6 separate regions of the Homo sapiens genome follow, and regions 2, 3, 4, 5 and 6 are each linked to region 1. A link is a loop called in an ENCODE intact Hi-C map of the cell type or tissue named here. Cell type or tissue: heart right ventricle. All regions are shown on one strand. Region 1 overlaps POLR1A (RNA polymerase I subunit A). Region 2 overlaps USP39 (ubiquitin specific peptidase 39). Region 3 holds the start of LOC105374843 (a long non-coding RNA gene). Region 4 overlaps USP39 (ubiquitin specific peptidase 39). Region 5 overlaps LOC124907851 (a long non-coding RNA gene). Region 6 has its middle 25 kb from the start of ATOH8.

Region 1 (4,000 bases):
GCTGAAATCCCTTAATATGCAATTCCTAAAGAAAACTAAGAAGTCCTTCCCACATCAGTACATTTCTTATGAAGTTCTGTTATCTTGCCAGATAACCAATTCTCACATGCAGTTTCAGTTTTATTTATGGCTTTGAAAAACTTGATCCAAACCAATTACAAACATGCAGGTGGAACAATTTCTTAAAAGGAACTAGGTTTGCCATACGATATTCTATGTCATCAACTAAGATGTGGGTCTCCAGCTGAGCTATATCAAGTTAGTGGCTGATTGCCAAGTCTCATTGGAATATTTAACCAATCCTTTTTTAATATTTTTGCCCCTAGCCCTGTCTCCTCCTCTCTCCCACTCCCTACCCAGGGGACAGAAATACACAGAAGCCTTCAGCTGGCTTAGAGCACCACCTATTGATACTGTCTGGCCACCTACTGGCCCAATCGACTGGGTATGACACAAGGAGACAGATGGTCCCACGTCTTCCAGTGTGGGCAGATAAGAGAAGAAACCTGTCAGTGTCTTGAGGTGGGAGGGTGAGGGTGGGTGAAGATTCAGTAAACGAGAATGTTATGAAAACCCAGTAGTGATGAAGTGGGCTTGTCATCAAACCTGAGGAACACAGGAATCTTCTTTAGCTCTAGGGAAAATAGATGTATTCTACATAAAACACTCAGGGTCCCCTTCTGGCTGGAGTCCCAGAGGGAGATACGATCACCTGCATGATGACCGGGCCCTGTTAGCCCAACTCACTGCTCATGGCATTACCTGGCTCAAGACCAGTGATTGTGAAATGAGTGAGAACTTGTCTCACTGGAGTATCCCCAATGCCTAGACGGTGACTGGCAAGGGCTGCCATGAGGATGGAACACAGAGAGTAAGGGGGGAGAAAAAACACATCCTGTCAATCACAAGGAAAGAGGGCAGTGGGACATAGGAATCAGAGGATGCTATTTGCCCCTCAGAGGCGAAGCATTTGTTTGACAAAGGGGACGACCAATTTTTCTTTTTTTTTTAATTATTGAGATGGGGTCTAACTCTGTTACCCAGGCTGGAGGGCAGTGGTGCGATCACAGCTCTCTGCAGCCTCGACTTCCCTGGCTCCAGTGATCCTCCCACCTCAGCCCCCTGAGTAGCTGGCACCATAGGCATGAACCACCATGCCCAGCTATTTTTTGTATTTTTGGTAGAGACAGGGTTTCGCCATGTTGCCCACCTGGTCTAAAACTCCTGGGCTCAAGTGAACCTCCTGCCTCAGCCTCCCAAAGTGCTGGGATTACAGGCTTGAGCTATCATGCCTGGCCAGGCTGCCCGATTTTTAAGGGACATCAACCCTGGTCACTGGGTACAGTTATCCCATGGTCTTTTCTTGGAAACTGCACTAAGGCATGCACATGGCTGATGTCTTTTACACTAAGGAGTTTTTAAAAGCACACCAATGCGGGCCGATCAGGAAACAAGCAAAACCACAGAAAGCCCCAAGTGTAACCTGCACCATAAGTGTCCAAGAGACAGTGGCGCCACCTTGTGATGGGCCTGGCAGACAGCGGGACTGTCGCAGCGGCTGGAGTCTGAGAACCCGGACTGTCTACCCAAGGCTGCCTATTTGCATCCAGAGAGTACTTTAGAGCTGGGAAGGATCTTGATGACCTCAGCAAGCTTCCTGGGTGCCCAATTCACCTTTGTACCCACTGAACACCTACTAATTAACCCGGCACACAGATGGGGCTCAGGAAATGTTAGTTGAAACTGTCCTATTCTGAGAGGAATTTCCACTCTGCAATACTGCCTTCCTGACCCCAATGCTGGAGACATTAACGTGTCCAAAATAGAGCTGGCAACATGAGCTCTAGTACTGTGACCCAAAAGGGACACTCTTAAAGCCTGAGGGAAGTAGGCTATTCTTTCTAGAGCTGCGAGAGCTGGTAGCCCGGAACAGCCTAGGTGTGAAATCTCACCACAAATCACATGCACTTTATAGCAGACACTAGTATAAGGAAGTGACTCAACTAGGGTCACCTGGCATGGTCGTTCGGTGTAGAAGCTAGACCAGAACCCACACCTTTCCATGCTCAGACCCATGTGTGTCCCCCTAATGTTCCTAGGTGCCCCCTAAGCCCAGAGCTCACACTAAGGCTGCTGCCAGCTGCACAGAACATCCCAGGAAGCATCTCCCAGACCCAGTGTCTACATCCACAGCTCACAGAGTTAGCACTAAGCATGTGTGCTCATCACATCAGCAACAGAGCAGCCCTGACCTCATCTGTAGTGGGTGTGGCCACTTCCTCTGGCAACTTCTGTTCTTGGGCCATCAATGCCAGAAGTTTTCGAATCAGAACTACATCCTTCATGACAGCCTGCAAGTTCACCGTCTGGCCATTAGTAAACATCTGGTCTCCTAGGCGACTGACTGGGCGATACCTGCAGGGGGACATACGGAATAAATGAATGTTTAGTGTGAGGAAAGGGTCATGTTCTTCAGCCTCTCACCCATGCCTACTGTAGGGAGCACACCCCACCATGCTCAAAACAACCAACCTTCCTAACCAACATTCCGGCTGGGTGTGGTGGCTTAAGCCTGTAATCCCAGTACTTTGGGAAGCCATGGCAGGTGGATCACTGGAGGTCAGGAGTTCGAGACCAGCCTGGCCAACATGGTGAAACCCCATCTCTATGTAAAATACAAAAATTATTTGGGTGTGGTGGTGCGTGCCTGTAATCCCAGCTACTCAGGAGGCTGAGGTAGGAGAATCACTTGAACCCAGGAGGCAGAGGTTGCAGTAAGTCAAGGTCATGCCACTGCACTCCAGCCTGGGAGACAGTGCAAGACTCCACTTCAAAACAAACAAACAAAAACAACCAACATTCCTATTGCGTTCACAACAAACGGGAAGGAAAGCAAGCCCTCCCACCACCTGCACCTGGAGCGGAACTGCAGCTTTGTCTCTCAGTGCCCTTGGCCCTTTCACCTCTCCTAGAGGTCACATTTCAGTTCCTTAGTACGCTTTTTTTCAGGTGAAATAAGTTAATTAAAGGGTATTACCTTGAGGGCGGCACCACCAAGAAATCTAGAAAGAACACACTGGGATTGAATCTGGATTCCATACCATCATCATCCATTCCCGAAAAAAGGTAGTTCAGAAAGAATCCTGCGTTGGAAAGAAATAAACCAAGAAGACCATTTAAATCTATCACTAAGGGCATGGGAGGACAACCATAAAAATATTACTGAGTGAGGAAAAAACAGAATACAAGATAATATGTAGAGTTAAGGTCACAGTTTTCTTTTTTGAGAAAAGGTCTCACTCCTGTCGCCCAGGCTGCTGTGCAGTGGTGCGATCATGACTCACTGCAGCCTTGATCTCCCAGGCTTAGGCAATCCTGCCACCTCAGCCTTCCAAGTAGTTGGGACTACAGGTGCGTGCTATCATGTCCAGCTAATTTTTGTATTTTTTTTTTTAAGAGATGAGGTTTTGCTTGGTTGCCCAGGCTGGTCTCGAACTCCTGGGCTCAATTGATCCACCTGCCTCAGCCTCCCATATTGCTGTGATTGGAGGCATGAGCCAACGTGCCTGGCCTCATTTTTCTTTATAAAAACAAAAAATAGCCCCTGTGTACATGACAGTTTGTATGCAGGGGATATGATAGCATAAAAATGGGTACTACAGGGACAATAGCTCTTAAACCAGGGACTGAGATGGGCAAGGATGGGGAAGAAACTTCACTTGTTTTTAATCACCCTCCTGGACTATTAAAACACAGACAGCACACACATCATTACTTTGATCTTCATAAAAAATATGTTGAATAAAAAAATTTTTTTTTAAGTTAGCCTCCTCCCACCCCTAACAGTTACTGCCAAGAAAGGATCTTCTGTGGATCAAAGCTTTATTTCAGGTTTCTGGTTACTTTAAAAAATGCCTAGAGAAAAAGATTAAAATGTACTAGGGCCTGCCACAGAAGCAATCATACTAACTCCAGTGCTTTTTTTTTTTTCTGATACCTC
Region 2 (4,000 bases), 460 kb before region 1:
GGACTGTCATAGGATATGTATGTATTTATGTTTATGTGTATTTATGCACACATATATGCATAGATATTTCTAGTTTCATGTATATAGGAAACTATGTATGAATATATAGTTATATGTATTATATATAGATATATATATAGGTTATATATATTTTACATATATATTAAAAAATAGTGAAATTTGTTTCCCTAATCAATGTCTTAGGCCATTTAGAGAATGAAGTAACTAATGTGCTAGTCTTTCTTGCTAATTTTTTTATGAGAGAACTTCATGTGGAGGATTCATTTTATGAATGGCATAATATTTGTTTTTTGCGGATATTAACATGTTCCGGTAGAAAATAATGAAAGGAAAAGCAAACCTGATCTGTGTGTTCTAGTATCTGCCCTTCTATTACAGCTTTTCACCCTTCCCTACAGGCCGGGGTTTGAAGTCTCACGCCTACATTCACAGTGTCCAGTTTAGCCACCATGTTTTCCTCAACCTCCACACCCTCAAGTTTTACTGCCTTCCAGACAACTATGAGATCATCGATTCCTCATTGGAGGATATCACGGTGTGTGTCTAAGAGGGTTGGTTTGGGGTCCATTCTTTAATGAGCCATCCCAGGGCTCCCAGGGGACTGCCCCACCTGAGGACAGGGAAGAATCTCAGTCCCTTTAGGCATCGAGAGGCTGCTTTCTCTTTTGGGAAGAACTGGGGAAACTGAGTAAGGTCAGAATTCATAATTGCAGCCTGTAGTCTGTAACTTAACTGTCATTTCTACTTGTAACATTGAGGGCTAGGACTGAAGAAATATGGGTGTATTCTGATGGGGTTTAAAGTGTTTTTGTGAAATTATTCTTCTACACTGTGAAGTAGGGATATGAATTGGTCCTGGTGTAGGACAGTATTTACCAAGCTGCACACCGGCTCCTGGCTGCTTTTAACATACGCCGTGGCCAGAGCATCCAGCCACAGATATCTTATCTGTGGGCTCTAGTTTGTGACCTGTGCCAAGAGACACTCATTGTACTGAGCATGGAAAGTCCTCTTGGGTTTGATTAGTGTTGGGCTTTTGATTATTATTTTCCTTTTCAGCACGTGGGGTGTATTCATGGTGCCATGTGCTCTGTTCTTGTTTTTGGTTTTTTTTTTGAGACAGGGTCTCACTTTGTCGCTCAGGCTGGAGTGCAGTGGTGCCATCACAGCTCACTGCAGCCTCGACCTCATGGGTTCAAGTGATACTTTTACTTCAGCTTCCCAAGTAGCTAGGACTGTAGGCGTTACCATCATGCCCAGATACATTTTTAAAATTTTTTGTAGAGATGGAGTCTCACTGCATTGCCTAAGTTGTTCATGCTCTGTTTATTTTTAAGGAAAACGTGGTATTTAGTCTTTGAAATACTGCTTTTTCTACTTGTAAAAGTTGTATAAGCCTATTATTAATAGTTGAGATTAAAATAGTTATGGACAGGCTTGGTGGGGAGGCCCACACCTGTAATCCCAGCACTTTGGGAGGCCGAGGCAGGTGGGTCATTTGAGGTCAGGAGTTTGAGACCAGCCTGACCAACATGATGAGACCCCGTTTCTACTAGAAATACAAAATTAGCCGGGCATGATGGCACATGCCTGTAATCCCAGCTACTTGGGAGGCTGAGGCAGGAGAGTTGCTTGAATCTGGGAGGGGGAGGTTGCAGTGAGCCAAGATCATGCCATGGCACTCTAGTCTAGGCAACAAGAGCAAAACTCCATCTAAAAAAAAAAAAAAAAGTTATGGTCAGTATTTATAGAGGGAAAAACTGGGCTAAATTCAGTGTTTCAAAGTGAGTTTGCGATGATCTCTGTCCAGTCTGTGACATAATGACTGTGGTAACTCTGTGCCTGGGAAGAGTCTGATCCTGCTCTTCCAGTACCAGGGACTCATGGAGATCCTCATTCCCACCCAGAGTGGAGGAAACTCTCCTGCTCCAAAGCTAGGTCCATGTGCTGCTCCCAGGAGGTTCTATCTGAGACTTAGACTGCCTTTAGGAACTTGAGTATTGTATGGTTTCTGGCAGTCAGTTTTCATGAGTTGACCAGACCTGAGGTCGGCGAAAAGACCTGGGATTCAGTGATTTTGGGATAGACACAGAGATCCCCTTGTAGATTAGCCATGGGAGAGGATCTACTCCGTGTTACTTCAATCTTTACACCTACTGGTTCGGACTATTTTTCTGTGTGTGGTGGGATGTTCATGGCCAAGTGTTTTTTGTTTTTGTAGAAATTACTGTTACAGACATTTCTTGTGAACTCAGCTCTTAAACAACTTAGCATTTTCTTTTGCTTTGCAGTATGTGTTGAAGCCCACTTTCACAAAGCAGCAAATTGCAAACTTGGACAAGCAAGCCAAATTGTCCCGGGCATATGATGGTACCACTTACCTGCCGGGTATTGTGGGACTGAATAACATAAAGGCCAATGATTATGCCAACGCTGTCCTTCAGGTAAGATCAAGACGGGAACATTGAGGAAGAGAAGGACACCCAGAAGGCTGAGCACAGTGGCTCACCCCTGTAATCCCAGCACTTTGGGAGGCCAAGGCAGGCGGATTGCCTGAGGTCAAGAGTTTGAGCCAGCCTGGCCAACATGGAGAAACCCTGTCTCTACTAAAAATACAAAAATTAGCTAGATATGGTGGTGGAAGCCTGTAGTCCCAGCTATTTGGCAGGCTGAGGTGGGAGAATCGCTTGAATCCGGGAGGCAGAGGTTATAGTGACCCGAGATCGCGCCACTGCACTCCAGCCTGGGGAACAGTGAGACTCTGTTTCAAGAAAAAAAAAAGAGAGGGACAGGAAATAGTATGTGTACTGGCCAAGAAATTACTGCCTTCGGCCAGGCGCAGTGGCTCATACCTGTAATCCCAGCACTTTGGGAGGCCAAGGCGGGAGGATCACCTGAGGTCAGGAGTTCGAGACTAGCTTGGCCAACATGGAGAAACCCCATCTCTACTAAAAATACAAAATTAGCCGGGCTTGGTGGTGCATGCCTGTAATCTCAGCTATTCGGGAGGCTGAGGCAGGAGAATCACTTGAACCCAGGAGGCGGAGGTTGCAGTGAGCTGAGATCACGTCACTGCACTCCAGCCTGGGCAAGAAGAGCGAAACTCCTCCGTCTCAAAAAAAGAAATTACTGCCTTCTTGTAGAGTATAGTCAGATGATCCTCAGACACCAAGTCTTGCTAAGGACTCTACTTGAGTAATTGTTCTGCAACAGGCAGAGCATTCCTTTGCTCACTGGGCTGCTGTCAAATGGTGAGGCTTTTTCTAGCCTCTGGCTCATGGCATCTGGAACTTCAGGGAATGAGGGACCGAATCTGTGTTGCCTTGCAGTATCAAGTAAGAAACATGCCAGATGCATTTTTTTAAAAAAATGGTGTAGATATTTGTTGTGCTGGCTGATCAATGACTTTTTCCTGCCCATGTGCTCATAACCCTGAAATTGGAAAGGCAGAAAACCAAAGCTGTCCTATTTTCTTTTTTTTTTTTTTTGAGACGGAGTCTCAGTCTGTTGCCCAGGCTGGAGTGTAGTGGCGCAATCTCAGCTCACTGCAACCTCTGCCTCCCAGGTTCAAGCGATTCTCCTGCTTCAGCCTCCCGAGTAGCTGGGATTACAGGCGCCTGCCACTGTGCCTGGCTAAGTTTTGTAGAGACAGGGTTGTAGTAGAGTTTTAGTAGTTTTAGTTTTAGAGACAGGGTTTCACCATTTTGGCCAGGCTGGTCTTGAACTCCTGACCTCGTGATCCACCTGCCTCGGCCTCCCAAAGTGTTGGGATTACAGGCATGAGCCACCGTGCCCATCCCTTATTTTCAATTAAAAGTTGTTTTTAAGAAAATTTTATGAGTAATAGGTGCATACTGTAGAAATTTTTTTTTTTAGAGGGAGTCTGTCACCCAGGCTGGAATGCAGTGGCATGATCTTCGTTCACTGCAACCTCTGCTCCCCAGGTTCAAGTGATTCTTCTGCCTTAGCCTCCTGAGTA
Region 3 (4,000 bases), 82 kb before region 1:
GTGAGAGCAGCCCCTTATCAGCCCCTTCCCAGGCCTGCAGATCCTGGCTTCCACCCCATCAGCAACATGAGCTTTCCTCTTGCCGGCCAGGCCTGGGGAGCTGGAGGGGTCTCATCAGTCACAGAATCCACCACCTGGGATCCTGTACTCCTTGGCCCCTTCCTTATTCCCCATGAAATCAAAGGCAGCCCCAGTAGTGAGGCAAGAGAGCTCATTTTTTAGTTGCACTAAAAATTTTTTTAGTGCTCATTTTTTAGCCCATTTTTTAGTTGTGCTGAGCCTTGAGAGTGGAGGGGGCACCAGGCAGAGAGAGGCCCCTCCCTCTGTTTGGGGCATACTTATGCCCTGAGCCAGCCACAGTGTCCCTCAGGCCTGCAGGAAGAAGGCCAGGCTCTGGAATAAATCCATCTGGGCCACCCCATGCCTGGTTCTGGCTTCAGGCTCCACTCATTCTTTTCTCCTCCCCCAAGTCCTGGAAACTTCCCCAGAAGTCCCTCCCCTGCCAGTCCCTCCCTTCCTTCTACCTCCCATGTCTCCTTGGGCCAAGGCCCATCTGCACAGATCCTGGCAGAATAAAGTCAGAGAATGTCAGGGCCAGAAGAGGCCTGAGAAATCAGAGCCCCGCATCTCTCTGCCATTCCATCCCCACTTACCATTTTATAGAGGAGAAGCTGAAGCTGGGTATGAGGAGGGACTTGCCCAAGATCACAAGCCAGGGCCTTCCCCTCCATTGGGCACCATTTCACCGGCCTCATGGGCTGCTTCTCCCTGCTCTGACCCAGAACTTGATCATCACAAACCAGGAGTATGCCAGGTCTTTGGAAGCAGTAAAACCTATAGAGATTGGAAGGCCCCGACCCAACCCTACCCAAAGTAGGGGTGTCAGCAACTAGAAAGAAGAAGGGCTCAGGATTACAGCACCTCCTCCCTTCAGCTGTCTGTCACCCAGGTGTCCCCATAACGACTCCCTCCACAGATACCCAGATGGCCAACAAGGGCAGCTCCCTTGAAACAAATGTCCCCCGAACTCCTCAGCCCCAGGAGGGAGGGGCCGTTGGGATGGGCAGCCCAGAGAGCCTGGGCTTTGCACCCAGAGCTAAGCGAGCTCAAATCCCAACTGGGCCACCTGGGACAGGTTATGCAGCCTCCCTATCACCCTCTGTAGAAGGAGAATCACAAAAAATTCTACCCACCTTATAGGGTTGCTGTAAGGATTTTGCAAGATATTGGATAGAAAGTTTCACACAACACTGGGCACAGAGAACACAGAGTGAACAGATGGTGTTGCTGTTCTCATCTATGACGACCTTTTACCCTTAGAACTCTGGGCACCAAGTTAGGGGTGGGGTGCCGGGTGGGGAGGAGTGCCAGGGAGCCAAGGGGAGGCCCTTAAGTGACGCTCAGAGAGGTCCTGACCTTCCCCAAAGCAGGAGTCCTTGGCCCAAGGGAGAATGAGTTTCGGACAGCCATGTGGCCCCCAGTAAGGGGCCCCCTAACATTCCATTTGGGCTTTAACAGGGGGTGGCCTGGAATGTCCAAGAAAAACAATCTGGTTATTCTGAGTGAAATTACAGCCTGGCTAAGGCAGGCTGGGTCTGCTTTAAATTAAACATAGCATTTCTGAGATTCTTTTCATCTCCTTGCCACTGCGGGTTAGCGGAGACATTACCTCACCTCACCTTCCACTCTGAGGTGGGAGGCCGACAGGGTGTGGGCCTGGGGGTGGGGACGAGAGAGGGAGGCCGGAGAGCCCACCAAGGGGGGCCAGGGGTCCCTCCTCACTCCAAGAGCTCAGGCTCTCACTGGGGCTGGGAGCAGTGGCTGTGTGGGGAAGAGGCGCACCCATGCACAGCCCACTCCATCCTTGGCATTTAGCAAAGGAATGACAGCACTTTCAAATACACTGCTTTCCTAGGAGCCCTTGGGGAAACTGGGTTGCGGTTTCACAGGTCCAAGGTCAGTCCCTTTCTTGCTCCCTGTCCCACACTTAGGTGCTGGGTGGCCGCGCCTGCGAGCTCCTCAGAACTCCAGGGTGTTTTCGCTCAAAAACAGATGGAGACACCAGTTTCCTCACTGAGTGGTTTTGGTTGGGGGTGGAGTTCCCTCCTGGCTTTGGAAGTTGCTTTTGGCCAGCTTTGCCTGCCTGTGGAGTCCTAGAAAATTCCACAGTGCTGCAGTCGGGTAGACCCGAGTGTGAGTCCCGCCTCCCAGGATAAGGTTCACCTTATCTTACTCAGATCCTGAATCCCCTCTTCTTTAACATGGGGAAGGAGACAGGGTTATGGGTTAGATGAAATTAAGCATGTTTGAGGTTCTTGTTTTAGATGAAGTACACCCAAAATTCTTTGGTTATAAGTTTCTATGAAACTTGAGGAAGTTTCTATTTCTTATAACCAAAGAATGTTGGGTATACTTGAAACTTGAAACTTTGGGTATACTAGAAACTTGAGGAAGTTTCTATTTCTGCCTTGTGTAAAACGGAAATTTTTTTTTTTTTCTGAAATCAGGGTACTCTCATGGAAACAGGCTGCAAAACCTCTCAGAGAATTGGAATCAGGAATTAGGAAAGGGATTTGCAGTTTCTCTCCCTCTGTCTCTGCCTGTTCTCGGGTATTTGCTTCCCTCAGGGCCTCAGTGGTAGGCTCCTGTCTGTACAAACCATTTACTCAGAGCCCCAGCCTTGGCCTGACATCATTTCCTCACGCTGGGTCCATGGTTAGAGCTCAGTGAAAGACAGCAGGTTTCTGTTGTGCTGCTTGGTTTTGCACATCAATATTAGCATGCTGAAGATTTCGTTTGTCCCTCCAGACCCACTCGCTCTCCTTTCTTCTCCACCTTGCCCTGATCCTGGGACTGGCCTGTAGGAACCACGTCAACTGAGCTCCCGCACCTTCTGGGTTCTGGTTGAGTTCAGCCCATCGTGGCCAGCAGCAGGGAATAGGAGGGCAGGAGGAAAGAGCCATCCTGGCACTTACTGTTCTCCCTCTTTGCCATGGGGGGTGGCTTGGTGGTGAAGTGTCTGGTTCCTCTACTGAAGGCCATGGCACACTTTCCAGCAAGCCCCTCCTTTGGCTATAGCTCTGTCTGCGTTCTTTTGTTGTTATTGGTTTTTTTGCTTGTTTGTTTTTTGTTTTTTGTTTTTTTTTTTTGAGACGAAGTCTCACTCTGTTGCCCAGGCTGGAATGCAATGGCACTATCTCAGTTCAGTGCAACCTCCGCCTCCCAGGTTCAAGTGATTATCCTGCCTCTGCCTCCCGAGTAGCTGGGATTACAGGCGTGTGCCACCACATCCAGCTAATTTTTGTATTTTTAGTAGAGATGGGATTTCGCCATGTTGACCAGGCTGGTCTTAAACTCCTGACTTCAACCCACCCACCTCGGCCTCCCAAAGTGCTATCTCTCTGCATTCTTGATGCCACGTTCCCGCCTTGGTCCTTCACGCTTAGGGTGGTGATGGCTCCCCACTGTTACTATCCCAGAGGTGCTGCACCATCCTTGTTCATTTTTTTCCATCTTGCCCATGTCTGCTCACTGTATTCTCTCCAGTGACTGAGCTGTAACTTTGAATTGCCATCTCTCTCCTGCTGGGACTCTGACTGATGCAATAAGATCAAGGGGAAGTCAGCTTTGTCTCTTTGCCCCACCTCCCACTCCGGCTCCCATAGGAAGTGGATGAAGAGCTCTAGGTTTGAGATAAACATTAGCAATAAGATAGAACTGAGCAGATACCCGTTATTCTGCTAGAGTGAAAAAGAATGCACGTGCACTGGGTGGAGTTACTTCTTTTGTAAAAAACTTCATTTTCCCGGGAGAATGTGACCACTGGGAAGAGGCAGAAATACGCTATCAATTTGGTCAGGGCTCTCTCTTTTTCTGGGCACACAGATGCCTAAAATTTCAGCATCATACAGGGTGTGGACAGAAAATATTTTTAAATTGTCAACTTCTAGGTATTTTTCACTCTCAAATTCATAGGATTAGTCACCGGAATCCCTGTCTT
Region 4 (4,000 bases), 440 kb before region 1:
TTGCGTGAGCAAAGAGGAACTAAATAGAAGCAAATCTTCGTTGAAGAGAAAGTAGTCATTATCTGGCTGGGCGCAGTGGCTCATGCCTGTAATCCCAGTACTTTGGGAGGCTGAGGCGGGAGGATCACTTGAGGTCAAGAGTTCGAGACCGGCCTGGCCAACATGGTGAAGCCCCGTCTCTACTAAAAATACAAAAATTAGCTGGGCATGGTAGCAGGCACCTGTAATCCCAGCTACTCAGGAGACTGAGGTGGGAGAATCGCTTGAACCCAGGAGGCGGAGGTTGCAGTGAGCTGAGATCATGCCACTGCACTCCAGCCTGGGCGACAGAGTGAGACTCTGTCTCAAAAAAAAAAGTAGCCACTATCCCTGAAATGTCTGAGTGGCAGGTTCCGTAGACAGCATTTTCATGGAATATTGTCAATCTGCTTTCAGAACCCCTTGTTCTGTATGCCTTTTCAGTCTGGGTGCTAGTCACTTTCCTAAAAGACAGGAATCTTCATGAGCTGCAGAAGGGAAGAAGGAAGTTTGAGCTCACTCTGGAGAAAAGTGGATGTTAAAAGGTCATATTCATTTGTTTTGGTCATCACTGAGTGATGCGATACAGTCCTGGTATGAATCAGAGAGCCTATGGAGAGAGTCAAGATCGGAGGAGTGAGAGCTTGACCTTGAGGAGTGCCAGCATTTAATGATAAGATAGAGGAGGATGCACGGCAGTTGGGATGGGATGGCATGGCCAGAGAGGAAGGGGGAGAACCAGGAATGCCAACCAGTGCATGGTTTAAGTTAACTCTAATGCCACTTAGCTTCAACGTTTTCCACCCTTCCTTTTTTTCCAGGAGATGGCGTTGACTTTCTGTCTTGGTTTCTGAATGCTCTGCACTCAGCTCTGGGGGGCACAAAGAAGAAAAAGAAGAGTAAGTCATTTACTTATAAAAAGGAGTTATTTTGTTCCCTTTTAAAAAACTTTGCGGTCGGTCGCAATGGCTCATGCCTATAATCCCAGCTCTTTGAGAGGCCGAGGTGGGTGGATTACCTGAGGTCAGGAGTTTGAGACCGGCCTGGCCAACATGGCGAAACCCCATCTCTACCAAAAATACAAAAGTTATTCAGGTGTGGTGGGATGTGCCTGTAGTCCCAGCGACTTGGGAGGCTGAGGCAACTTCCCATTCTTTTGTTAACTGTTTATCTGGGGTAGGCTAGTATCTATGTTATAGATAAACTACATGTTCTTTCTGAATAGGCCCCTCTCCATAGTTTTTGCTAGAATATGGTTATAGTCCCAATGATATTTTATTATATATATATTTTGAGACAGAGTCTTGCTCTGTCACCTAGGCTATGCAGTGGCACGGTCTCAGCTCACTGTAGCCTCCATCTCCCAGGTTCAAGCAGTTCTTCTCCCTCAGTCTCCCAAGGGTAGCTGGGATTACAGGCACCCACTACCACGCCCAGCTGATTTTTGTATTTTTAGTAGAGATGGGATTTCTCCATGTTGGCCAGGCTGGTCTCAAACTCCTGACCTCAGGTGATCTGCCCAAAGTGCTAGGATTATAGATGTGATGGTGTCTTGATGTGGGATTGTGGCCTGTTGCTTTTCCCACTGGATGGCCCTGCCCTCTCTACCAGGTGTCTTCAGCCTGTGTTAACCCTCTGAGCTCTCTAACTTGCGTCTTGGCAGGGTTCTAGAACTTGGTTGTGCTTTCTCTCTTGTTGCTTTGATCCTGTTCTGGCCCATCTCTTAGTCTGTCATTGTCCTCTTGTCTTCATTACAGTTTGGACATTGTCTCCCTTTGAAAGTAGCTTATGGTTATGGGAAGTTCCTTGGCTGTACCTTGTTTTGCTTGTGAATTTTTTTGTAATTCATGTATCACCATTCCTTCATTTTGAACACATTTACCTTTTCTTTTATGGACCAGGCCCTGTGATGGAGGATAAAAAGTTGTCTTAAGAGAAATAAAGTAATTATTTACACAAATAATTATAAAGGTACCCTGGTGGTATATAGTACAAAAGGAAACTTCTGTGTTTAGTGAGAGCTCTGTGTCTTTTGCTGGAAGATGCTGGTTTATTTCAGAAATTTAGAAGCTGGAAATATACTTCAGACATGTTTTCCATCCTCACGGAATTTGTCTCTTGCTTCCTGTTTGTGCAGCTATTGTGACTGATGTTTTCCAGGGGTCCATGAGGATCTTCACTAAAAAGCTTCCCCATCCTGATCTGGTGAGTTAATTGAGCCTGGGTCTTGGACTGATTCATATTGCTTGAGGGGACGTAGGGGAGATGAAGAGATGCTCAGAGAACTGACAAGCCTGCTTGCCCTGTGAAGAGGTTCAACAAAGCACCTGCCTAGTGGCAGCTCTGCCTGGTCCCTGTCATACTAGTGCACTTTTTCAGTTTGGGAGTTAGTGGTTGGATGTACTGTGCTGGTTTAAGTGTTCTGGCCACTAGGTGGTGCTGCTGTGTTTTTTCAGAAAGCTCAGCTAAGCTTTCTTTTTGTTTTTCTTAGTCTCCCTCTGTCGCCAAGGCTGGAGTTGCAGTGGCGCCATCTCAGCTCACTGCAACCTCTACCTCCTGGGTTCAAGCGATTCTCCTGCCTTAGCCTCCTGAGTGGCTGTGATTACAGGCGCTTGCCACCACGCCCAGCTAATTTTGTATTTTTAGTTGTGACGGGGCTTCACCATGTTGGTCCAGGCTGGTCTCGAACTCCTGACCTCAGGTGATCTACCTGCCTCGGCCTCCCAAAGTGCTGGGATTACAGGCGTGAGTCACCGTGCCTGGCCCTCAGCTAAGCTTCCTAGATGGTCTTAGAGCTTTTCTTTTTTGAGATGGAGTTTTGCTCTTGTTGACCAGTCTGGAGTGCAATGGCATGATCTCAGCTCACTGCAACCTCCACCTCCCAGGTTCAAACCATTCTCCTGCCTCAGCCTCCGAAGTAGCTGGGATTACAGGCATGCGCCACTATGCCTGGCTAATTTTTCTATTTTTAGTAGAGAAGAGGTTTTACCATGTTGGTCAGGATGGTCTCAAACTCCTGACCTTAGGTGATCCACCTCCCTTGGCCTCCCAAAGTGCTGGGATTACAGACATGAGCCACCGTGCTCGGCCCACTTTCTTTTTTTAATGGATTTTTTTTCCTTTTTGAGACAAGATCTCTGTCACTCAGGCTGAGTGTGGTGGCGTGATTATGGTTCACTGCAACCTCAACCTCCCTTGCTGAAGTGATCCTCCCACCTCAACCTCCCCAGAAACTGGGACCATAGATACACACCACCACACCGGGCTAATTTTTATTTTTATTTTTGTTTAATTTAATTAATTAATTAATTTATTTATTTTATTGAGACGGAGTTTCACTCTTGTTGCCCAGGCTGGAGTGCAATGGCACTATCTCGGCTCACCGCAACCTCCGCCTCCCGAGTTCAGGTGATTCTCCTGCCTCAGCCTCCCGAGTAGCTAGGATTACAGGCGCCACCACCACGCCCGGCTTATTTTGTATTTTTAGTAGAGACGGGGTTTCTCCGTGTTGGTCACGTTGGTCTTGGACTCCTGACCTCAGGTGATCTACCTGCCTCGGCCTCCCAAAGTGCTGGGATTACAGGTGTGAGCCATCATGCCCGGCCAATTTTTTTTTTTTTTTGTAGAGATGGAGTCTCACTGTGTTGCCCAGGCTGGTCTGGAAGTCCTGGACTCAAGCAGTCCTCTCACCTTTGTTCCCAAAGTGTTGAGATTACAGCCGTGAGCCATCACACTTGGCCTCAGGGCTTTTTAGATAGTCTGGTATATAAGCAAAATATCTTTAAAGAAGGAAACCTGTTGGTTCTTAAGTTAATCTAACCAGGTGGTGCATGCCAAACTGCCCAATCTCTCGGGCACTTCTCTTTGTTCTTTCAGATGAAGGAAATGTCGGCGTGGTAAAACATCGGTTCTGTGTTGGTTCCTATACCCGTCACACTCCTTTCCTCTCTTTTCTTCTCATTCATTTCTAGCCAGCAGAAGA
Region 5 (4,000 bases), 360 kb before region 1:
TGAGAACAATCACTTCTGCTTCCCTTCTGCCTTCCAAGTCCTGTGCAAGATCCTCTTGTTGGCAAACTCTAACCTGGGAGCATGAGGAAGAGGACTGCGGGGAACGGTTTCCAGCCCTACGTAGACATGGTGGTGGTGACGTGTTGACACATGGGGGCTCCGCTTCGGACTTCGCAATGAATAAGGCCAGGGAACTGCAGCTGATGGCTGGGTCATCCGAGAGACCTTCAATCTTTACTTTCTATAATGACAGAGCAAACCATTCTATTTGCTATTTACTTTCCTGATGGTATCTTCAAGAAACTTCTGGAAATAGGTCTTTGTGTCAACCAGAAACTGCTGGTCAGAGGATAAGTTCTGGAGTTTTCTTGTAGAGCATGGAGACTGCAGTTAATAATAACATATCATATACTTGAAGATTGCTGAGAGTAGATTCTAAACATTATTATTTATTTATTTTCTTAGTTTTTTCGCCCCACTTCAATAAGCTAGTCGAAGACAGTAGATTTTAAATGTTCTCACCACAAAAAATGGTTAAGTATGTGGGATGATAAATATGTTTGATTTACTCATTCCACAGTGTGTACGTATATCAAAGTATCATGTTGTAAACTATAAATAAATATCATTTCTTATTTGTCAATTAAAAGTGTAACACACACATATGCATGCACACTATATATAAATACATCTTTTAAAACTGCTGGTCAGGAATCAGACGGCCTCCACGGGTGGTGTCACAGGGCTGCCCCCCGCAGCCTCCCTCATGGTTCTGAGCCCTCCTCAGTCACTCTTTTGTTTAATGCTTTAATCCCTGCTTTAAGTAGGAAGCTTCCCTTCAGCTCATGGGAGGCCCTTATCTTACCGGTGGTCAAATAGATATGGGAAACATTGCCTGCTCTGTTTTTGGTGATTGGCGGTGCACGTGAGTATATTAAAGACTCTAAAAACGCATTTTTCAGAGCATGTCTATGACAGCTTGCAGTGTTGGATGTGAATGGCTTCTTCAATGCCAATGTGCAATTAAACGGGAGGAACAGAGATGCTGTCTTGGGAAGTACAGACACAGGGAGAAAAGAGTCATGAGGCTGGCTAGTGACGAAGACAACTCAAGAAGACTTTGTGTACACTTGCCACGTTACGTCACGCAAGATAGGAGTTGTCAATAATTTCCAAATTAATATATTGCACAAAAGGCCTGGGAGTTATTGTTGCTGTCGACAGCACAGTGTTGGTGAGTGCCCCTCCCTAGCATGTAAGATAACATCTGTCTCGGCCTCTGTAATTAAGAACAGATGCGAATCCATTTCAACCTTTCCATGCTCTAGGAGGAAAGGGCTGCCATGCAAATGAGTCAAGCAGGCAAGTGTGCACTACAAATCTTTTCACTTCGGAAGGGCAAATATTGATTTCAAACTTCCTAGAAGTACCTGTTTGAAGCCCTGTCAGTAGCCCAACAGATTCAGAAAAGATATCCTTCCCCGCTTTAGACACCCGACCACCACTTGCCAGAGAACAGTCATAGATGTTCAAATTCCCCATCACGACCATGTGAAGGGGCCACTAGAGCTTGCAGTGCACTTGCGACACCTATGGGCATGGAATCTCCATATTTTCAAGACATACCACGGGTGGTTCATGTTCTGAGGGTTGTCTGATGGAGGACATTCTATCAGCTTTTACTTGGATCTATTGAATGTCCTTTGACGACAAACACTATTCTCCAAAAAATTTCCACTTTTTATTCTCTCTTAATTCCTTTCTCTCCTCTGTCTGCTGTCATCTGATTGATAAAAATCCTACTAGCTGCCTGCCCTGTCCTGTCCTATTCATAGGGACAGCCACCTACCTCTGTGGGCTTCTCTTCTCCCTCTCCCAGCTGCCTGTCCTGTCCTGGTCCCTTTTTTTTTTTTTTTTTTGAGACAGTGTCTCACTCTGTTGCCCAGGCTGGAGTGCAGTGGCGTGGTCTTGGCTCACTGCAAGCTCCTCCTCCCGGGTTCACGCCATTCTCCTGCCTCAGCCTCCCACGTAGCTGGGACTACAGGCGCCCGCCATCACACCTGGCTAATTTTTTTGTATTTTTAGCAGAGACAGGGTTTCACCGTGTTAGCCAGGATGGTCTCCATCTCCTGACCTCGTGATCTGCCCGCCTAGGCCTCCCAAAGTGCTGGGATTACAGGCGTGAGCCACCTTGCCTGGCCTGTCCTGGTCCCTTGAGGTGGCTTTCCTCCCTGAATCTGCTCCTGTACAGTCCTTATGGTCCCCTGATTTGCATCTTTGCTCCTTCCTCCCCAGGCTGTGGGAACCTCCAAGAGAAGGGAGACGGAGAGCCCTGCTCAGAACAAGTGGCCTATGAAGCTGTGGCTGGGTCCCCAGGGTCCTCGGCCTTCCTTGTTCATGGAGGGGGTGTCCTGTGGGTGTGGGGACAGTGGGCTCAGGTGGTCGGGCCAGCAGTGAGGTCTGGCGAGTGAGCTGGTCAAGCAGGCAGAGTAACCAGAGGTGAAGATGAACGCCATGGATTTGGGCACGCAAGAGCTGGCTCCTGGGAAAATCAGCTAGGGCTGGCAGCTTAAGACAGAAAGGTTCTCCTAAGTCCAGGGAAGGGGGTCAAAGTCCACAAAGCAAGGACCTTGCCCTCACCCTCCCAGTAAGTGACACATAGATTAGGTCAGATACTTGAGCGGGGCTGTGAGACTTAGGCACATCCCACGTGTGGCAGATACTGATGGGGTGAGACGCTGAACCTGGAATGGAGCTCTAAATTTGAATTCCAGTTCAGCAGTAAACTCACCACATGACCTTGGAAGAGACCGTGCACCTCCCTGAGCCACAGAGCCCTTTACTGCAAGCTGAGGATAACACCCGTCCTCTGCACCCCAGAAGTGTGTTGGGAGGAGAAAAGGTTAGAAGCCTGGGGGTTCCTTGTAAGCAGTGATGAATGGAGGGGTCTGTGAAGGGTGGCTGAAAATCAGGGTGCTCCAGGCCAGGGGCAGGGATCCTGGCAGTGGAGTGGGAGAGAGATTCAAGAACAGAGTCTCTCCAGGTTTTGCCATCTGTAGAGGTCAGAAGCACCCTGCCTTGACCTTGGGCTATTTCTAGAGAGCTGGCCAGGCATCTCTCATGATGGCAGCAGCTGGCTGCCTCTCCTCTGGTGCTGGCTGCCTGCTCCTTGGCTCTGGCTGGACCTGCTCCAGGTTGAGGTCTCACCAGTTGAGCTGTCAGAGCCAAGGTAGGACAGAACCCAGGCTGAGCCCTCTGGAGAACCCGCAGTATCTCAGAGGCACTTTAGCTTCTGAAGCGAGGAGAAAGCCTTGCAAGTTTAGTCCACGGTAGCCTGGAAGAAGCCGTCTCACTGGGGAGTTGGAGTTGGTCAATATTTCCTACCCCCATCACCACCACAACTTTACAATTGCTTCAGGCATTAATTACCCTTTGCAACAGCCTTCTCATCAAGTCACTTCTCCATTCAACAAATTCTTAGTAAGGGCCGATGTGGCCCCCATAGAGCTTACAACTGAGTGCATCGACAAGAAAATAAACATGAAAAAAATATAATTCTGACTTGTGGTAAGAGCTCATAAGGAAGTGAACTGGGTGCAGTGTAGTTGGGTGGTAAGGGAAGGGGCTCTCTGGAGAAATACCACTGAAGCTGAGGCTCGAAGGATGAGAAGGGGCCAGCTAAGTGAATAGTGGGGGGATAGGAAGGTGTTCCAGGCAGAGGGAACAACACATGCAAAAGCTTAATGGCAGGAGAGGGCTCAGGGCCTTAGAGATATAAAGGAGGTGAGGGGGACTAGACTGTAATGAGTGAGGAAGACAGAGTGGGAGACCAGTCAGAGAGACAGGCAGGGGCTAGATTGGGCAGGGCCTTTTAGGCCAGGGGAAGGAGCTGGGATTGTCTTCCAAGTACAATGGGAAATGCTAAAGGGTTTTAAGGAGAGAGTGATGGCATCTAATTTGCACCGTGAAAGGTTACTTTGCTCTGTGGAGAGACAGAAGA
Region 6 (4,000 bases), 350 kb before region 1:
GCCAGGCTGGTATCCTGACCTGAGGTGATCCACCTGCCTCGGCCTCCCAAAGTGATGGCATTATAGGCGTAAGCCATCGCGCCGGGCCCAGACTGTATTTTAGTACCCTTATATGCAGATAAAAATCTGGAAAACGATGTATCAAGAATATTAATAGTAGTTACCTGGAGGTAGTGGACTTATAGGTGAGCATTATTTTGTTCTTTGTACTTTTCTGTATTTTGTTAAATATTTTTCAAAATGCTTGTATTACTTTATAATTAGTATTCAGTGGTTTTTTTTGTGTTGCTTCTCATATTTATTCCATTTGATCTAATAATTTGTTTTCCAGAGAAAATAGTCATAGCAGATCAGATACATTACCTAAAATGTTTTAATTACATTGTAATTTAGAATCACAAAAGGATGGGAAACAAGCAAGCAAGCTAATAACTGAAAGCCCGAGATGTGTTAAATGGATTATTTTACATTTCTGTGTTGGAACACTCAGCCATTACAACAATACATGTGATAGAATATTTTTGATAAATAGCATATATCGGTGCAGATAGGTATGAGCTCAGTGTGCTTTGAAATAACTAAATATAGGTTAGATATATTTATGGAAAAAAACTTAAAGGAAGCATATGAAACTATTGTAAGTGGTTGTCTCAGGGTAATGGGATCCCCTACCTAAGCATGATTTCTGGGAGGGTTGAGATGGGGTCTCTCGTTCGCCATTCTATTCCCTGCTGCTTTAAGTATCTCTTGAATGAGTGCATGTATTACAGATGCTTTTGACTTTCTTCTTTTTACTTTCCTGTATATTCCAAAATTTCTACCATAAACATGTTTGTTTTTATAATCATAATACATTTTAAAACTTTAAATGAGGAAATGGGTAAATAAAAGGGAAAATATGGGAAAGTGGGAGGGTGCAAAAAATGTATCCTCCTCTGAATTGACTCCACTCCCCTGTGAGTGACAGGAGCCGGCGTTCTCCACGAGACCCTGTCTGCATCAGTCCATCTCCCCCACCCCACGCTAGGTCTGCCACCACCTCTCTGCGCTGGCAAATAATCTGCACTCAAAGGAAATAATTATGAGGCCCATGGTGGCCTCAATACCCGCAAGACCAAAGCCTGTGACAAGCGCAATGCTCCAAGCCTGGCCCAGGGAAGCAGAATGGAACTGCCACAGCCCCCACCAACCCAGATCCACCTACTCCAGGAAACCGGCCCAGTGCCAGGGCTTTGCGCCTGGGGTGGCCTAACATTTCCGCCCAAACTTGGGCCAATTTGAGAAGGTGGAGGGTGAGGTGTTTGGGGAAGGAGTGTGTTCCTGTTGCTCGTTGCCATCACCACCTGGAGGAGGAGAATGGAGTCGATCCAATGGAAGACGAAACTTTCTTTCTTTCTTTTCTTATTTTTCTCATTTGGGGAAAACACAGGGGTCTGCACCTCCGGGGTGCAATGGTGAGCCTCGCACTGGGAAAACCACCTTTGTGATCATGGTATCTCCCCTGTCAGGTAAGCATGAGCATAAACTTTGTGTACCCCTCCCATTTTCCCTTTTCTTTACACATTTCCTTGTTTAAAGTTTTAAAATTTATTGTGATTGTAAAAATAAACATGTTTATTGTAGAAATTTTAGAATAAAATTTCTGCCCACAGGAAGCCTGTGTCCCTGAACCCTTCTCCCGGGCCAAGATTGGACTGTTTGAGGAAGATGGAAAAAGTGCTCTGTGAGCAGGATTATGAAATGACAGGGAGGACGTGAGGGGCTTTCGAAACCCTGGGAAGGAAGATGCCCACGTGAATGGAAAGTAGAAAGAAGAAAGTCAAAAGCACCTGTAATACATTCACTCATTCAGCAGATACTTAGGAGCAGTCCCCAGGTCCTGGGAATAGAAGGGTGGACGAGAGGGTCACCCAGATTCTCCTCATTATAATAATAGCAATAGCTACCCCTCTGGGTCCTTGTATGTGCCAGGTCTTTACTATGTGTTAAGCAATTTTCATTTATTATCTCCCTTGATCTGTACAAAACCCATGAGGGAGGATTCATATTAAAATCTCTGTTTTACAGATGAGAAAACTGAGGCTTGGAATGGTGAAGGAGGTCACTGAAAGTCACACTGTGAGTTAAACTGCAAAGCTGTGAATGGAAAACCCCCTAAGGCCCTGCTCTTAGCTCCTCTTGGTTCCCTGTTGCAAAGAGGCATTCCCCAGGCAGCTGTGAGGTGGAAATCTCTGTCTTCAGGCTTGCGGCTGAGAAGTTTCCCAGAGACGAGAAGCTGGAGCCTTTGGAGACCCCACTCGGCTGAGGTCCCGGGACCACGAGGGGGCAGCAGAGGTCTGCTGCGCTGGCGGGAGGCTCTGTCCCCGGCTGACTGCAGGCTCCGGGCAGCTGTCCTGAGTTAAAACCTGAACCTCGGGTGGCCGAGAATAGCAAGGGGCTGTCATTCACGTGGGCATCTTCCTTCCCAGGGTTTCGAAAGCCCCTCACGTCATCCCTGTCATTTCATAATCCTGCTCACAGAGCACTTTTTCCATCTTCCTCAAACAGGTCTGATCTTGGCCCGGGAGAAGGGTTCAGGGACACAGGATTCCTGTGAGCAGTGTGTTAGATGCTGGGCTGGTCACTGGGGCCACGGAGATTAAAAAAAAAAATCCTCTATAAAACCCAGGACTTGCCCCCAAGGGAGACTGGCACCTAAATAAGTAACCGAGGTACACGATGCAAAGTGCAATAATAGACGGACATCTGCGATTCGGAGGCAGCACGAAGTGGGAGAAAGAGGGGCGGAATTAGAAGCCAGGGATTTGGCTTAAAGGTGGCCCGAGGTGTGCAGCTGCCTGCAAATGCCATCCTTCATGTGAGCTGAGGCACAGGAAGAGGCTGAGAAGTCCGGTCTAGAGGGATGTTGGGTAAATGGTCCCAGGTTGAAAAATATTAGATGCTGAAGGAATGTCAGATGGTCTCGAAATTGTGAGGTTTGCCTCTGAGTCCCAGGCAGGATGTGGGCTGGGATAGCTGAGGCAGGCCGAACCTAGGCTCAGGAAGATGGTGAGAGATTGTAAAAATAAACAGGTTTATTGTAGAAATTTTAGGGGTGGGGTTAGGAGGTCATTAGGAGGTCCAGGGTCAGGGTCAGTGGGCTTCAGGACCTGGCAAAGCCAGAGGGCATGAGAGCCAGCCTTGCCTACCCACTCCGGGCTGGGCCCACAGCTGCCACGACCCTTTGTCCCCAAGGGTGACAGGAGAGCTTGCACCAGCCCAGATGCTTCCTTCTCCAAAGACATGGACGGAGGGTCTCAGGCTTATACCAGCCAGGATTATTCCAGTGGGATTCCAGCTCTCCTCCTAGCCATGTCCTTCCCGCAAAAGTTTGAAGCGGGTCTGGCTGGGTGAGGTAACTCCTTGACAAACTGGACTCATTTTTGGCTGATGACCTGTGTGGTCCCTGAAGCTCTGTCCTCACCCAAGATTGGCCCAGAGGGGAGTGGAGGTGGAAGGGGAAGGCCAGGCATGGCTGCGGCACTCCATTTGCCCCCAGCAGCCTGGCGGTCTTCACTTGTGCTCACCCCACAGGCATTGTGGACACAGGTGTGTCACCAAAGGGCCATGAGGCTCCTGTGTCACGTGGGACACCCCTGCCTTGCCAATCTTTAATTTATTATTATTATTATTTTTCCGAGAAGGAATTTTGCTCTTGTCGCCCAGGCTGGAGTGCAGTGGCGTAATCTCGGCACTGCAACCTCCGCCTCCCAGGTTCAAGTGATTCTCCTGTCTCAGCCTCCTGAGTAGCGGGATTACAGGTGCCCACCACCACGCCTGGCTAATTTTTGTATTTTTAGTAGAGACGGGTTTCACCATGTTGGCCAGGCTGGTCTCGAACTCCTGACCTCAGGTGATCCATCTGCCTCGGCCTCCCAAAGTGCTGGGATTACAGGAGTGAGCCACTGCACCCGGCCATTAATTTTTTTCCCAGGCAGTCTCCCTCTGGGCAGGTGAGTCC

Evidence for each region. A loop is a pair of places that touch in the nucleus more often than their neighbours do. Peaks named below come from ENCODE experiments on the same cell type or tissue, not always from the same donor. Only the 100,000 strongest peaks of a DNase experiment are listed, where the experiment ranks them.
Region 2: a loop joins it to region 1, with 3 times the contacts of the local background. A loop is called at or near these places in 11 of 110 quality-filtered maps.
Region 3: a loop joins it to region 1, with 2.5 times the contacts of the local background. A loop is called at or near these places in 5 of 110 quality-filtered maps.
Region 4: it touches region 1 in a loop (3-fold over the local background); 10 of 110 quality-filtered maps call a loop at or near these places.
Region 5: it touches region 1 in a loop (2.7-fold over the local background); 48 of 110 quality-filtered maps call a loop at or near these places.
Region 6: it touches region 1 in a loop (2.9-fold over the local background); 55 of 110 quality-filtered maps call a loop at or near these places.

The regions. Positions count from the first base shown.
Region 1 is chr2:86,078,564-86,082,563 of GRCh38, forward strand. It overlaps POLR1A (RNA polymerase I subunit A), which reads right to left. Exons shown (of 34, transcript NM_015425.6): 8 at 3,038-3,143; 9 at 2,253-2,415. Among named protein-coding and RNA genes, the nearest start is that of POLR1A, 25 kb to the right of the region's middle. In heart right ventricle, CTCF peaks have their summits at 406 (motif pointing left), 1,523 (motif pointing left) and 1,723; DNase peaks (open chromatin) are centred at 414 and 1,518.
Region 2 is chr2:85,623,227-85,627,226 of GRCh38, forward strand. It overlaps USP39 (ubiquitin specific peptidase 39), which reads left to right. Exons shown (of 13, transcript NM_006590.4): 4 at 420-556; 5 at 2,313-2,465. Among named protein-coding and RNA genes, the nearest start is that of USP39, 9.0 kb to the left of the region's middle. In heart right ventricle, no CTCF peak of the experiment used is centred here; no DNase peak of the experiment used is centred here; H3K27ac peaks cover 569 bases.
Region 3 is chr2:85,996,778-86,000,777 of GRCh38, forward strand. LOC105374843 (a long non-coding RNA gene) reads right to left here and starts at 1,301. Exons shown (of 3, transcript XR_940318.3): 1 at 1,194-1,301; 2 at 654-864. In heart right ventricle, no CTCF peak of the experiment used is centred here; DNase peaks (open chromatin) are centred at 384 and 2,069; H3K27ac peaks cover 3,824 bases.
Region 4 is chr2:85,635,214-85,639,213 of GRCh38, forward strand. It overlaps USP39 (ubiquitin specific peptidase 39), which reads left to right. Exons shown (of 13, transcript NM_006590.4): 7 at 840-917; 8 at 2,156-2,223; 9 at 3,990-4,000. Among named protein-coding and RNA genes, the nearest start is that of USP39, 21 kb to the left of the region's middle. In heart right ventricle, CTCF peaks have their summits at 2,446 (motif pointing right) and 2,650; a DNase peak (open chromatin) is centred at 2,448; H3K27ac peaks cover 436 bases.
Region 5 is chr2:85,716,659-85,720,658 of GRCh38, forward strand. LOC124907851 (a long non-coding RNA gene) reads left to right here. Exons shown (of 2, transcript XR_007087118.1): 2 at 39-649. Among named protein-coding and RNA genes, the nearest start is that of GNLY, 24 kb to the left of the region's middle. In heart right ventricle, a CTCF peak has its summit at 1,588; no DNase peak of the experiment used is centred here; H3K27ac peaks cover 824 bases.
Region 6 is chr2:85,726,822-85,730,821 of GRCh38, forward strand. It overlaps the pseudogene RNU1-38P. Among named protein-coding and RNA genes, the nearest start is that of ATOH8, 25 kb to the right of the region's middle. In heart right ventricle, CTCF peaks have their summits at 2,321 (motif pointing right) and 2,520; a DNase peak (open chromatin) is centred at 2,330; H3K27ac peaks cover 2,291 bases.